Regions from separate parts of the Mus musculus genome. Here region 1 is linked to region 2. Evidence: chromatin contacts called from ENCODE Hi-C or POLR2A ChIA-PET data. All regions are on one chromosome and are shown on one strand. Each heading gives the region's core, a stretch centred on a gene start or an enhancer-like site at or near the end of the contact. The rest is flanking DNA. Distances are from core to core; before and after follow the strand shown.

Region 1 (6,088 bases), core at 3,519-6,018, 100 kb after region 2:
AGAGAAGCAGAAGGGAGCAAAGGAGATCGGGTGTGGTCCAGCAGGCATGTGCACACTTCTCTATCTAGCACACTTGCGCTGCCACAGCCCCCTGGTAATGACAGCTCTCAGTGGCCTGACAATACAATCTGGAGCCAGGAGTGTTAGATCCCCATGTAAAACACCTCACAGTGCCTCCCCCTTATGAACCGTGGCTCTAGTAATGTGGGAGGGGTCAGTACACATGACTAAGCACTTGAGCACTTTCCAGAAGGCCTTAGAATCAGATATCCCACAGCGTGGAAGAGGACTCTGGTTCCTCTCAACTTTGAAGGAATTAAACTCTTATGGGGAGAATAAGGTTTCCCTCCATCATTCTAAAACCTTCTCCATAGCAAGCACCTCAAGGATTAGACTTTGTTTGGATCCTTGCAGGTGAGGTAGAGCTTACACTGCGTAACCTGGGGGCACTTATTCAAGCTACAATTACAATGGTGTAGGTAGGGTTTGGGAAAACAGCTAAGGATGGAGGAAACGAGCTTGTCTAGAAAAAGCAAAGGACCAGTAGTGGACAGAAGTACAGAGTAGGCTACCTGAAAGGAGATACAATGTAAGCCACATTGGCTACCTGAAAGGAGATACAATGTAAGCCACGGTGGCTACCTGAAAGGAGATACAATGTAAGCCACGGTGGCTACCTGAAAGGAGATACAATGTAAGCCAGGGTGGCTACCTGAAAGGAGGAACAATGTAAGCCATGGTGGCTACCTGAAAGGAGATACAATGTAAGCCACGGTGGCTACCTGAAAGGAGATACAATGTAAGCCACGGTGACCCAGCAGGGATAAAGGCAAGGGAATAACCATTCTCAGATCACCCTCTGTTCTGCTGCTGCCTCAAAACAGCCACTGCCAAGTCCAAGTCCCAGCACAAAAGCCTCTGTTGATCAGATCCTTCCGATGCTCCAGGAAACAGGTCAGTCCATGGAATGGACTCAAGGTGGCAAATACACACCAACCTTGCCATTCTGCCACATTCCACCTTTAACAACGAACAATGATTCATCAACTTGACCTTTACCTGTCAGCTTCATAATAATTAAGGTAGTGCTCCATCATGGTTCTGACTTCACAGTGTGAGATGAAACACATGTGGGCGCCACTGGTTGCCTGGCTAACAGCTAATTCCTCTTTCTTTGTTATTTTGTTTTGAATTTGTGTGTGTGTGTGTGTGTCTGTGTGTGTGTGTGTGTGTGTGTGTGTGTGTGTGTCTGTGTGTGTGTGTGTGTGTGTGTGTGTGTATGTGTAGGTGTGTAGGTGTGTGTTTGTGTTAGGGTTAGACATACTTGTTCATGGGCGTGCGCACATGTGCACGTGCACACGCACTCACGTGCTGCGCGCGCGCACACACACAGGTCAGTGATCGCCGTCACTTGTTCTTCTCTATCACTTTCTACTGTATGTTTTGAGACTGGAGCGTTCTATTTCAGCTGGACTGGCTGCCTAGCAGGCCCCCAGACCTTGCTTGTTTTTGCATTCCCACCCCACCCCTCTTCTTTGTAACCTCACAAACATACCTGTTTCTCAGTAGGTGAAGAACTTGACTTCCCATCCTCCCTTGCAGCTAAGGTGGCTACTAGGACACGAGCAGAAGAGCACTGTGTAGCGGTCATTCCCCTTCCTCTCCTCCTGCCCTGTACAAGCTAATGCCCATGAGATGGGGCAGATGCCTGCCTTCAAACTTCTTTATGTGTGAGAAATGTAAATCACTGTTTAACTAACCTTGCAATCAAATGCACTCACAGCCTGCACGAGACCTGACTACCGTCCCTGCAGGACCTAGAAATCTCTTCATTCCGATGTCTATCCATCCATCCCTGCACTAATGCCAAGGTGGGAGATGGAAACTCGGTCTGAGTTTGAAGGACTAGTCGGCTTCTGTTACGTGAATAGATTCAAAGGAAGACACAGGAGGCAGAGGTGAAAGGGATATTTAGAATTTTTAAGGAGTAAAAATCTAACAGGCAGCCAAGTGTAACCAAGGAAGAAGCCAACAAGTTTGAACAACCACTTTTGACAAGCAAGTTTCCCTACATCTTTGATGAGCAAGTCACCCTCGTCAAGCTAGACAACAGCACCGGGACCACAATGGCCCTGGGACAATTGCTCAGTGGGTGGCGTGTTTATATAGCAAGCAAAGCCCCAAGCTAGAACCCTAGCACCTCATGCAACTAGGTTGCACGTATGCCATCCTAAGACTTATCCCTGAGAGGCCAACAGAAGTTCACAGTCATTTGATGCTACATAGGAAATCTGAAGATAGCCTGGCTCCACAAGACCCTGTTTCCAAAGAAATCAGAAGTTATTGTTTCTTTAGAAAAGAACCTGAAAAACAAATGTGGTTTGGGATTTTCCACTCTAAGTGAAACAGCATATGGGAAATGGATGGAAAGGGGACATGGTATGTTTGCAGACTTTTGCCTTGGGATTGCTTCCCTTGGCTGAATTTATGCTACAAGCCCTAGAGCCCAGTAACTCAGTCCAAATCTGTTTCTTAGCTCCTTACACAGTCTGTGGCTGGGGCTGATAGATAAATGGTCCCTAGGCTGATACGTTTCCCTTTGAAATGCTCATACCTTCCATATTCCTTGCCTAAATTTCACCCATTCCTAAAAACCCAACCTAAACACCACTGGAACAAATAAAGGTATACATGGAAGGATGAAGAAACTGGATTTAAGGATGACACACATCCAAACTAGCTCTCGGGATGCCCTATTCTTTTGAAGTCATGGGCAATCACCAGCACCAACAATTAACTCTAATCATGTGAGCATTCATTGTCTTGCTTCTCCATCCCTTGTGAGGCTCCTGTAGGTTTTCATCTCCCCAATATTGCTGCTCCCCTTTATTAACACACCCACGCCCATTCAAAGCCTTCTGGAGCCCTGCTCTATCACATATAATGTTGGCATGGTACCTCACAGATCATGACCCTTCTGTCCATGGATGGTCATATGCTTCAGACCTAGCCAGTAACAGCACATCTCTCACCTCAATGAACAGTCCAAACTGGGTTAGTCATTGTTAGGGTTTATAGTCATTGAAGGAGGGACAGCTTCAGAGAACAGAGTGTGAAGAAACTAGGCAGTGAAGAGCACACACAAAAAGTATTTAAGATGTGTTGCCCTGGGCTAAACATGGAAGCCTGTCTAATGTGTCCTGGGAAGACAAGAAAAAATAAATCCCCTTTCAGTCCTGTTTTACTTGCTTAGCCTACGATGCCAGGATGGACCATGTGATTATTTTTCAACAGAGTTCCATGAACACGTTCCAGCAAATAAGAAATGAAGCTAAAAACTAACTGGAGCCTTACCCCTGGCTCCCCTGGCCCTAGCGCATGCCTTGTCACCCATTTTTTTACAGATCTATGTGTCTGCACATTTGCTTGTATTGCCTTCCACCTTGGAGGAACCCTTATGAGGCCTAGAAGAGATAGAAACATGACTAAGCATTGAAGAGAATGAGTTTGTCATAAGGGCTTGCTATGACAAAGCCCACCCACCTGCCCCAAGGAGTCAGAGGTTCCAGAATTCTGGCCCTGGATTTACCACTAATGGGGCTCATGAGCCTGAGAAAGTCGGTCATTCTTCCTCCTTTAGCCTCTGCCTCCTCTTTTGAAAACTAAGAGTTTAGACCTTTTAACTGCCAGTCCAAGTATGAGAATTGATGGTTCCAGGAGCCGGCGCTATCACCATGAAAAGGGGCCCCAGATTCCAAATTTCTACATCTACCCCAACCAAAGCTTTTGATGAAGTTTCATGGGACAGTAGAGAGCTGAGTGTACTTCTGGACAAGCTCCCCTGGAGGGCTCTGGAGAAGCATGTGACTGTAGTACCAGGAAGTGTTGGTAAACCCCCAAAGACAAACCAGGAGCTGATCTCATGCAATCACACAAGGGTCTTTATTCACAGCCTCGAATAAAGGCTTGGGCTTAACTCACCAAGGACCCACAGGATGGTTCTTTATAGTGGAGAAAAAACCCCAAACACTCATCGAGACAAAGTTTTATAGAAAACGGCAAGTGAGAGAGGTAAGTGTTTCTAGTCTGGCAAGCATCTAATTGGGGTGGGGGTGGGGGCTACTATGGCCTTTAGCAGAATTGGCTGGCGCTGGGAGCCAGACCATAAACTTAATTTCTGCTTTCCTCCTGATTGGTGGTTGTTAGGCTGGGGGTGCAGATCTGTTGGGGGAATAACCTGGAGACTGATGCTAGAAGCAAGTCTTGTTGGGGGTGGGTAACCTGGAGACCCAAGTCCTGTTGGGGGGAGTGGTAACCTAGAAATTGGTGCTAGGTACCAGCCTTTTAGTTTACTTGAATTCAACCTTAGGTCAGGTTTTCTAAGACGGAATCTGAACCCAAAAGATTTGATCTCTTATGTTACCAATGTAGAATTAAAGAAGAGCAGACCGTAGGGTGGAAGAGTGTGGACTGTTGAGGAATATTTATCTAAACCCAGAACATACCATTAGGTATCTCTCCTCTGCCAAGCGACAGCCACAGTGGCGCCTGTTAAAAACAACAGAGGACCTTTGTTGGAGTTCATTTAACCAGCTGCTCTAAAAAGACAGCTGCCCCTGGTCTATGTCTGGATGCAACCTCCATGCCGAGGAGATGGGTGAACCTTCCAGACACCATCACCAGAACCAAGCTAAAGGCTGAGATGGCCTTAGCAGAATTGCTTGCTCCCTGATGGATTTTGTTTTTCAATCCATGTGCACTCCAAGGGATGTTTGGCAGGGTGCCTCCAACTGCCTTGTGTGGCAGAGTGGCTGCATATTATGTAAGAATGGCTAGGACTCTGGGAAGGAGGATGTCCGTGGAACATTCAAATTTTTGATCCTCCACATTGGGAAATTGCATAATTTTCCACATTAAAGGACTAAAGCCTGAACTTCAGAGTCCTTCAAGATTGGGTTTAGGAAACTTCCCAAAGCCACACATTTAATGAGTGTCAGAGCCAAGCTTTCAAGCCAGGTTTCTCAGAAACCAAAAGCTGAGCCTTTAACCACAACAGTCCAGTCTCTCATCAAGTGATTGTCACGGCTGGGAACCGATTATCACACTGAAAGCAGCCCATGGGCACATGCGCATTCAGAGCAGCTGGCACGTGGTGGATGTGTTCTGGACACTGTGTCCCCCAGGATTCTCCCACACACTCCCAGGCCAGGCACTCCCCTAAGAGGGTCTGACAAACACGTCTCTGGACATGGAAAGCTGACAGAAATGGGGATATGGCTGGGATAGAGCCTTTCAAAGAACTTATGAAGTCGACTTTAAACAACTAAAGTATAAAGATTAAGAATCACTTCCTGTTGATTCATAAAGATGAGGAGACTACAAGAATTTCAAATCTACCCCATGACCCACAAAACTCTACTTTATGTAACTGTTAATTCCGTCTGAGTTCTCAGCTGAGGTTTCTTTCTGTCCTCCTCCTGTGTAGGAAGCTGCCGACCTTCCTTTCCGGCGGTACACGCACAGGCTACTTTATAATTAGTCATCTGAGGGCCTATTTTCATTCACTAGCCTGTGCCATCCCTGAGGAGATGATCTGACTGTACTCATCCTTACATCCCAATGTCCAGCTTAAAGCATCACAAGGTTATTAGTAAATATTGAGGAAGGGAGAAAAGGAGGGAAGGGAGGAGGGAGGGAGACAGGGAGAGAGAAGGAAAAGAGAGATGGGAGGGAGGGACAGAGGAAGAGGGGGAGGGAGGGACAGAGGGAGTGAGAAGTAAAGGACTGAGGGATTAACAAGGAGATAAAACAAAGATCTGGCAAATTCATGTAAAATTAGCCCACCGAGAATAGAACATAAATTTTAGGTTTTTATTACACAGCAACAAGGTGGGATGCATGGTCTTGTCTGGCATAAGCAGATGAATTTTAAGAAACATTTGGAGTCAAGTAGAGAAATCTGAATGTAGATGACATTGGGGAACTATTATTAATCACATCTGCTAAGTATTTATTGATGGAGTTCCATAAGAAAATGTACTCTCTGTTACTACTGCATAGTGAGGGAATGGAATGGGATTATATGTAA
Region 2 (6,745 bases), core at 3,814-6,313:
ACAACTCCAGAACACGTCCCATCACGTGTGGTACAATGGATGGATACATACTGAGCTTTGGGCCACAGGGGACAGTCAACATCCAGACTAGAACAAAGGCAGAGTGCCAATGTCCTGTCTACTTGCCCAGGAGTCTTCACTCCCCAGGCTCTGGTATCTCTAGATACCTCTTCTGACGCTTCACACCAGGATAGAGGGAGGGACGGGAAGAACTAATACCAGAAGAGCCTTGTCTTGGTCATCAGCATGTGCTGTACACCCTGCACTTAGTCTCTGGTTGAGCAGCATAGGGTCCTGCAGATGGCTCCTGCCTCCTTCCTATGGCTCCTCCTGCTGTCTCCACTGACTGTTCTCTGCAGGAAACCATGAGCCAGGCAGACCGGTTGACACTGGGTCCCAGCATTCTGGAAGACATGATTGTTTCTCCAGGAGGCTGTCCTAGGAATCCCTGATGTATTTGCTCCCCAGGAACCCGTTCCAGGTCCTCCCTCTCTGAAACCACCATTTCCTGAGCACTCTCTGGAGGTGCCAGACCTCCTGAGGATACAAATGCAACTCCACTTTCTACCTGTGGACTGCTCAGTCCAGCAGGAGCTACAAAGGAAACACAAAAGGGATGCTTGCATAGCCTAGGTATGGGATGAGCACAAAAGGGATGCTTGCATAGCCTGGGTATGGGATGAGCACAAAAGGGATGCTTGCATAGCCTGGGTATTGGGATGAGAGTGGCCCTTCAGGCCCAGGGTTCCCTGAACAGGGTCAGAGTTCACACCGGGTATATGGCCAAGCTCCAGTGTCTCTGAGTGTGCTTATCGCTCTGGCTATATTACAGATGGTTCTGGCAGGTGTCATCACGCAGCCTCAGTTTCTGCATTCCGGGAGGGCTGATGGATAGCATGGGACCCACCTCCTTGTATATGATCGCATTTGACCTAATCCAGCAGCTCTGTAAGGGCAAACATTACACCCATTTTACACTTCCTGATGCCCTGAGGGGTGAGCCAACCTTGCCCTGTTATGTGAGGGCAGATACCAAGCCCATCCAGGTGTCTAGGAAATGTATATATGCACAATGCTGGGCTGCAGAGCCAGATCTTGGAGACGCCAAGCAGGTGGCAAATCCCTGGCTCTCTAATCCTAGCTCTGCCTGGTGTGTGTCATACAGACTTAGAAAAGCCATTTTTTTTCTTGAGAACTCTGTTTCCCTAGCTGGCAAGTGAAGACATTGGAGGAGAGATTCCATGCCACAGCTCTATAGAACTGAGGCTGAGAACACCTTAGTACTTCAGTCTGAGGTCTCTGTCCTTGTCCTCAAACCCCACCCCACCACCTCCTGCTTTGGGTCCCTTCTTTCTTTCTTCCAGTAAACTCAATGTGTGCGCAACAGTTATCTGGGGAGCTTGTTACGTCTTGGCCACTACCCCAGAACCTATTGACTCTGCATAGCCCACAAGAGAGAACCCGGTCACTTGCCTTCTGTCTTACATACACCACAGGATTCCTGATGACCAAAGTCCAGTAGTTCTCAGATTCCAGTGTGCATCTCTCTCACTTGGGCCTTGTCATAGGGCAGAGCCTACCCTCAGAATTTCTGCTTCCATGGTCAGGGGTGAGTCTACCAGTCTTGATGCTTCTACCAAGTTCTCACATAAAGTGGGGTCACTCTGAGAGGGTCACTGTCTCAGCTCATTCCCTGCAAACCCAAGTAGCAAGTGAGTGGTGGGATCCTGATTCCCAGGCAGCTGTGCATGAACTTTTAAAGAGGAACCTTCTAAACTACTACAGTAGGGCTGGGAGCTGGCTCAGTGTGTCGGGTATGTGTTGTGCAAATACAAGAGCCCAAGTTCAGATCTGCAACACTAACAGAATGTGGGCATGGGAGTGTGTGCCTGTAACCACAAAGGCGGAGGCAGATCTCACTTCTAAGACCTTTCCAATTCTGCTATAGCCTTAACTTGCATTCATTCTGCAACCCATATAGATATAGATATGTCTGCTGTGTGCCATGTGAAGCATTTATCAGAGTGAATGTTCTTAAGTAATGTTAGAATAAAGAACTTACATTAGCTTGATCAGGGTACCAAGATAGGTGGATTTCGTGATAATTGCCCTCGCTGATGCCTCTAAATGTTGTGAATTTACTGTTATTTAATAATTTCTGACACTGTGGAAAGACACACACACCAAGATGGGGAGCAAATAGGAGATACTAAATGTTGAACAGTGGCCTCTATATGCACACACGTGGATAAGCACATATGCACACATACATGTGGACACATATATACAACACACACAAACATACACAGACCAAATAAAAGTACTGAAATAATTACAAATATGACTATTGTTTACCTCTGACCCTATCTACAAGACCCTATTACTACTATATCATCAACAGTTCTCATTGTTACTCAGGACTTAAAGATTCACAAGTCAAAGGTCAAGGAGAATAAGTAGTCACACAAGATTATACACATCACAGATGCAGTAAGAATCTCCTAAACACAGTCTGGGATGTTTTTCATAGTCTACCAGACCTCTCTTTGCCTAAGTTAGGGATATTCTATCGTGAGACTTGTAATAAGATTTAGAAAGAAGTCCTCAGGGTGGAGTGATGTTTCTGATTTGAAGAACCTTCCATTGGTTCACCGAAAATCAGTAGTGGCCTTTGACCCCATGGTAGGACAGCATTGATTGATAACTCACTATGTAAGCCACTATGAATGGATCCCTGGTCCAAGGGACTGTCGGGAAGATGGGTAGGTAATACATCCCCAGCCTACCTGCTTAGATGTGAAAGCCAATGGTGGCCAGATCAAGGGAACCCCCTGGCCTTGAGACATTCCAGCCTGACTGGTGGTCTGTTTGCCTATAAGGGACTTGGGAAAGGAGTTCTTGGCACCTGAAAACACTTGCCCAGTTGATGTGGAGGAGTTTGGATCATAATCTAGTGGCATGCATCTTATGGGGGAGTTTCTCATTCCCTGATTTGTGAGAATTCATATTAAGAGGAACTGCATTGATTTGTAAAGATCCAGAGTAATGGGAGAGAAAATTACATCCTCTTTACACATTCTCTCTCTCTCTCTCTCTCTCTCTCTCTCTCACACACACACACACACACACACACACACACACACACACACACACACATTCACACATTGCTACTTACAGTTTTCACATCTGGCTGGAACCTCCGTCATCTAAAGTGCCTATGTCTTTTGTAGCGCTCTCTCTCTCTCTCCCTCCCTCCCCCCTCCCTCCCTCCCTCCCTCTCCTCCTCCTCCTTCTTTCTTCTTCTTCTTCTTCTTCTTCTTCTTCTTCTTCTTCTTCTTCTTCTTCTTCTTCTTCTTCTTCTTCTTCTTCCTCCTCCTCCTCCTCCTCCTCCTCCTCCTTCTTCTCAATCTCTCTCTCTCCCTCTGTCCTCTCTCTCTCTCTCTCTCTCTCTCTCTCTCTCTCTCTCTCTCTCTCTCCCCTGCTGTCTGCAAGGAATAGTCATGAAAGAAGAAGGACATGCCTTTCCAGCCACGAGCCTCTGAGCCAGTGGGAGCCCTTTACACAGTGGCTTCTGAGTGTTCATTATCTTTCTGGTTTTAATCATAGGCTTACATTGGTCCTAGATGGGTTGTGCCCATTTCTTGGAAGGCAGCTTGATAGAATTGTTGCCGTTGAAATTGGCATTGAAAGTCATGGCTATATCACCTTCTCCAAGAGCCTCTAGATGCAAAGGGGTGCATTAAAAAGCTCACTCCTGCAGCCAGCCACCCTTTTGTAATCTGAGCACTCAGGCTGAGGTAGGACCATCTGGAACTCAGTCATATAATGAGTTTGAGGTTAGCCTGGGCTCAACAACAACAAATAAACACAGCAAACAGAGGACAATTAGAATACAGTGTCTCACCAGCACTATGACCTTGGGTGAGTCACTTAATCTCTCTGTGCTCTGACTTTCTCACCTCAAGAAGTGCTCAATACAAGGACTGAGGGTAAGTTATCAGGTGCTGTTGAAGATACCAGAGAGGACACTAAAGAGCATACTTTTGTTATTACCTTGAGGGAATGACCTGGCTGATAATTTAAGGATCTCATTAGGCCCCCAGTAACCTATGAGGGCTGTGTTCTAGAACTGCTTTTACTTCTACTCCCCTGGAAGAACAAACATTGCCTGGGGTCCAAGCAGCGCAAACCAGAACTTTTGCAACAATGTTGATACTGTCATGGTAATCATCAATAGTATCCTGCTCGGAGAAAAGCTGAGAAAATTGCAATACAATACAAGAACCCTGGAGTGATTGAGAGGGATAAAATACAAAAGTACAATTTTAAGCCGGAGCAGAAAAATTCAATGGTAGGGTGCTTGCTTCTCTAACGACCAGGTCCCAGTTCCCTGAACGGAGCAGCAACAGCAACAACAACAAAAGCCCAATTACACAGTCTAGTCCTGCTCTCAGTCTGCCAGCCTAGGGGCGGGATTATTCTGCCCATCTAGGATTCTGAGCTAGACAGACAGACAGACAGACAGACAGACAGACAGACAGACAGACAGATAGGAGCCTCGGGCTGGACCTTATAGGACTGTGGGATGAGTCCTATATTCAATGAGAGCCTTCACAGGTTTCAGAGAGTGTTGTGTCTGATCTCCATTTTGAGATGACTATTATGGGGGAGGGAGCTGGGGGCGGGGAACAGGGAGGATAGCTGAAGAGGAACCACAGAAGGGGAGATGAGGTGAGGGGTGTGGAGGGGACGACCCTTCAGGGGGCTGCTGTGGACATGCATGCCAGAGATGACAGCAACGCTGATGGAGAGAGCCCTGAGTGGATTTGGGCGGAAGGCGAGAAGCAGTCCTTCCGGTGGGTTGGATGAATATCGTTGGCAAGGAGGAGAGCCACAGAGGCTTCTGGGTGCCAAGTTGGGAGGTGGTGGGAGTCTTGAGAAGAGCAGCCTTAGAGGAGAGTCAGACATTCCTGGGAGTTCTGTAGGAAGCAGCCGTGTAAGCACTGAACCCGCACGTGGGCACTTGTTTCCTCAGGGAAGAGTGCGCCCCATTCTCTGGCTTCTCTGGAGCATGCGGGTCACTGGCCTGCTCCTGGCGTGCAATCAATGCCTTCGGTGAGGCTCTCAAGCCCAGCCCCCTCTCACTCTGTCTGTGAGGATTCCTTCCATCGGCTTTGAGAAGCCCTGTGTTCCTTCTGTCGCCAGGGAGTAATTAATAACCCCTCTCAGAATGCTGGGCCTGGAACCAAAACCAAACAAAAGCCCCGATGTCCTCCTACCTTCTAATGTTACGGCCTTTGGGTAACTTTTTTCTTGTGCCAGTCTTAAGGGATCTTTCCACTGCTGACGCTTGAAAGTGGATTTTTTTTTTTTGATATTGTACGTAGGCCTCAAATAACCTTTGCCTTGTGATGGCTTCTGTCTAGATGGAACCCAGTAAAATTTACAGTAATGTCAACACGGATCACAAGGGTTCAGAGTTCCATTCCACCCAAAGGCCCAACTGATTCATGTGACTTGATCTTAAGAGCACCTCAGAGGGGTGGGAAAATGAGTGTCACCTGAAGTCAGAGGCTGTGGTAGACAAGAGCATGTAGGTTGATGCTTTTAAAATCCGACAGCGGAGTAAATTAGAATTGTGCCACACAGGGCACAGGAGCAGGGCCAAGGATGTGAATTTAGATGCTGCGGCCAGTGTGGGTAGTTTCTTGAGAAGAGCTGAAGGCAGAGCAAGGCCGAAAGCCATAACCAGTAGCCTGGTCCATTCCAAGCTATTCACACTCCACAGCATTCTCAGATGCCGCTTGCAAAAGGAATCTGTGGTTCAAAAGGATGCTGGATAGGACAGGGTTAGGTCCTTCTGTGCCCCACTCCACCTTAAAATGAACACCCTCTCCCCTTGTGTATTTGCCTGCCCCAAAAATGGACTTGCAGCCTGTGATCTTTCTGAGTCTGCTCTAGCCTACCTGCCTGGGGTTTCAGACATCCCCTGCATCCACTATGCTCACCGATATTCTTTGAGGTGAGCTTCCGGCCCCATTTTATGCTTTCTTTTCTGAGCCTACACCCTTCCTTACCTTATGCTAGTGGGTTTCTGTAGTTCAGAGCCAGACCATGGAGGCAAGTGCATGGTTTTCAACTCCAGGTTGCTCTCAGACGGGAGTCTTGGCTCCTCTGTTGGTTGTTAGGGTCAGAGGCCTTGTCTTAAAGCTCCATTTTCTCTGTGGCCATGTGTTTGGCTCAGGACATATTACACATCTGACTTCTGAAAAAGAATGAAAAGAACTTAGTACCCACCCGGCAAATGGCCCCTATGCTTGTCCTCAGAGGAGCCGCATTCTATTCTAAAGGTGGACCAGTCCTCAGAATGTTTGCGCACCTCCATTCCTGACACTATTCGCTCTGGTACCAGCCACCCTCTGCCCTCGGAAGGTGACCCCACTTGTCACATCTAAGGACAAAAGTGGGATTGTCCCCACTAGTAGCTATGTGGGGGGGAGATGGATGTCAAAACACTGAACAAATTATTCAGCTCAAATTATTCAGAAACATCCCTTTGCCTCCTAACTCCAACTTTGTTCCCTGAAGACAGCTTTGAGGGCTTAGCTTCACACGGTCACCTCACTGAGGGACCTATGAACGCTCTGCCACAGGCGACCCTTTGAGACAAGGCTTCTCTGTGAGCATGCTTCAAATTTGTCCTCTGCACATTTTGAGGAACAAATAACTCAGTGAAAGCTCAGGA

The links. Hi-C counts contacts between places; a loop is a spot of excess contacts on that map. ChIA-PET counts read pairs that join two places held with the same protein, here RNA polymerase II (POLR2A).
Region 1: a map of left cerebral cortex shows a loop between it and region 2 (2.0-fold over the local background). The contact joins two enhancer-like sites. A Hi-C loop is called at or near these places in 1 of 37 maps with a recorded cell type or tissue (left cerebral cortex). POLR2A ChIA-PET finds 5 or more read pairs at or near these places in 1 of 5 experiments (embryonic stem cell).

Annotation. Positions count from the first base shown.
Region 1 is chr15:57,843,066-57,849,153 of GRCm38, forward strand. No RefSeq gene overlaps it. Among named protein-coding and RNA genes, the nearest start is that of Derl1, 46 kb to the right of the region's middle. Within about 2 kb of position 4,769, at least 2 of the 3 ENCODE cell types and tissues checked have a DNase peak (open chromatin) inside an H3K27ac peak, as active enhancers do; they include left cerebral cortex, where a contact is called at or near this core.
Region 2 is chr15:57,740,561-57,747,305 of GRCm38, forward strand. All of the region lies in intron 1 of Zhx2 (zinc fingers and homeoboxes 2), which reads left to right. Among named protein-coding and RNA genes, the nearest start is that of Zhx2, 49 kb to the left of the region's middle. Within about 2 kb of position 5,064, at least 2 of the 3 ENCODE cell types and tissues checked have a DNase peak (open chromatin) inside an H3K27ac peak, as active enhancers do; they include left cerebral cortex, where a contact is called at or near this core.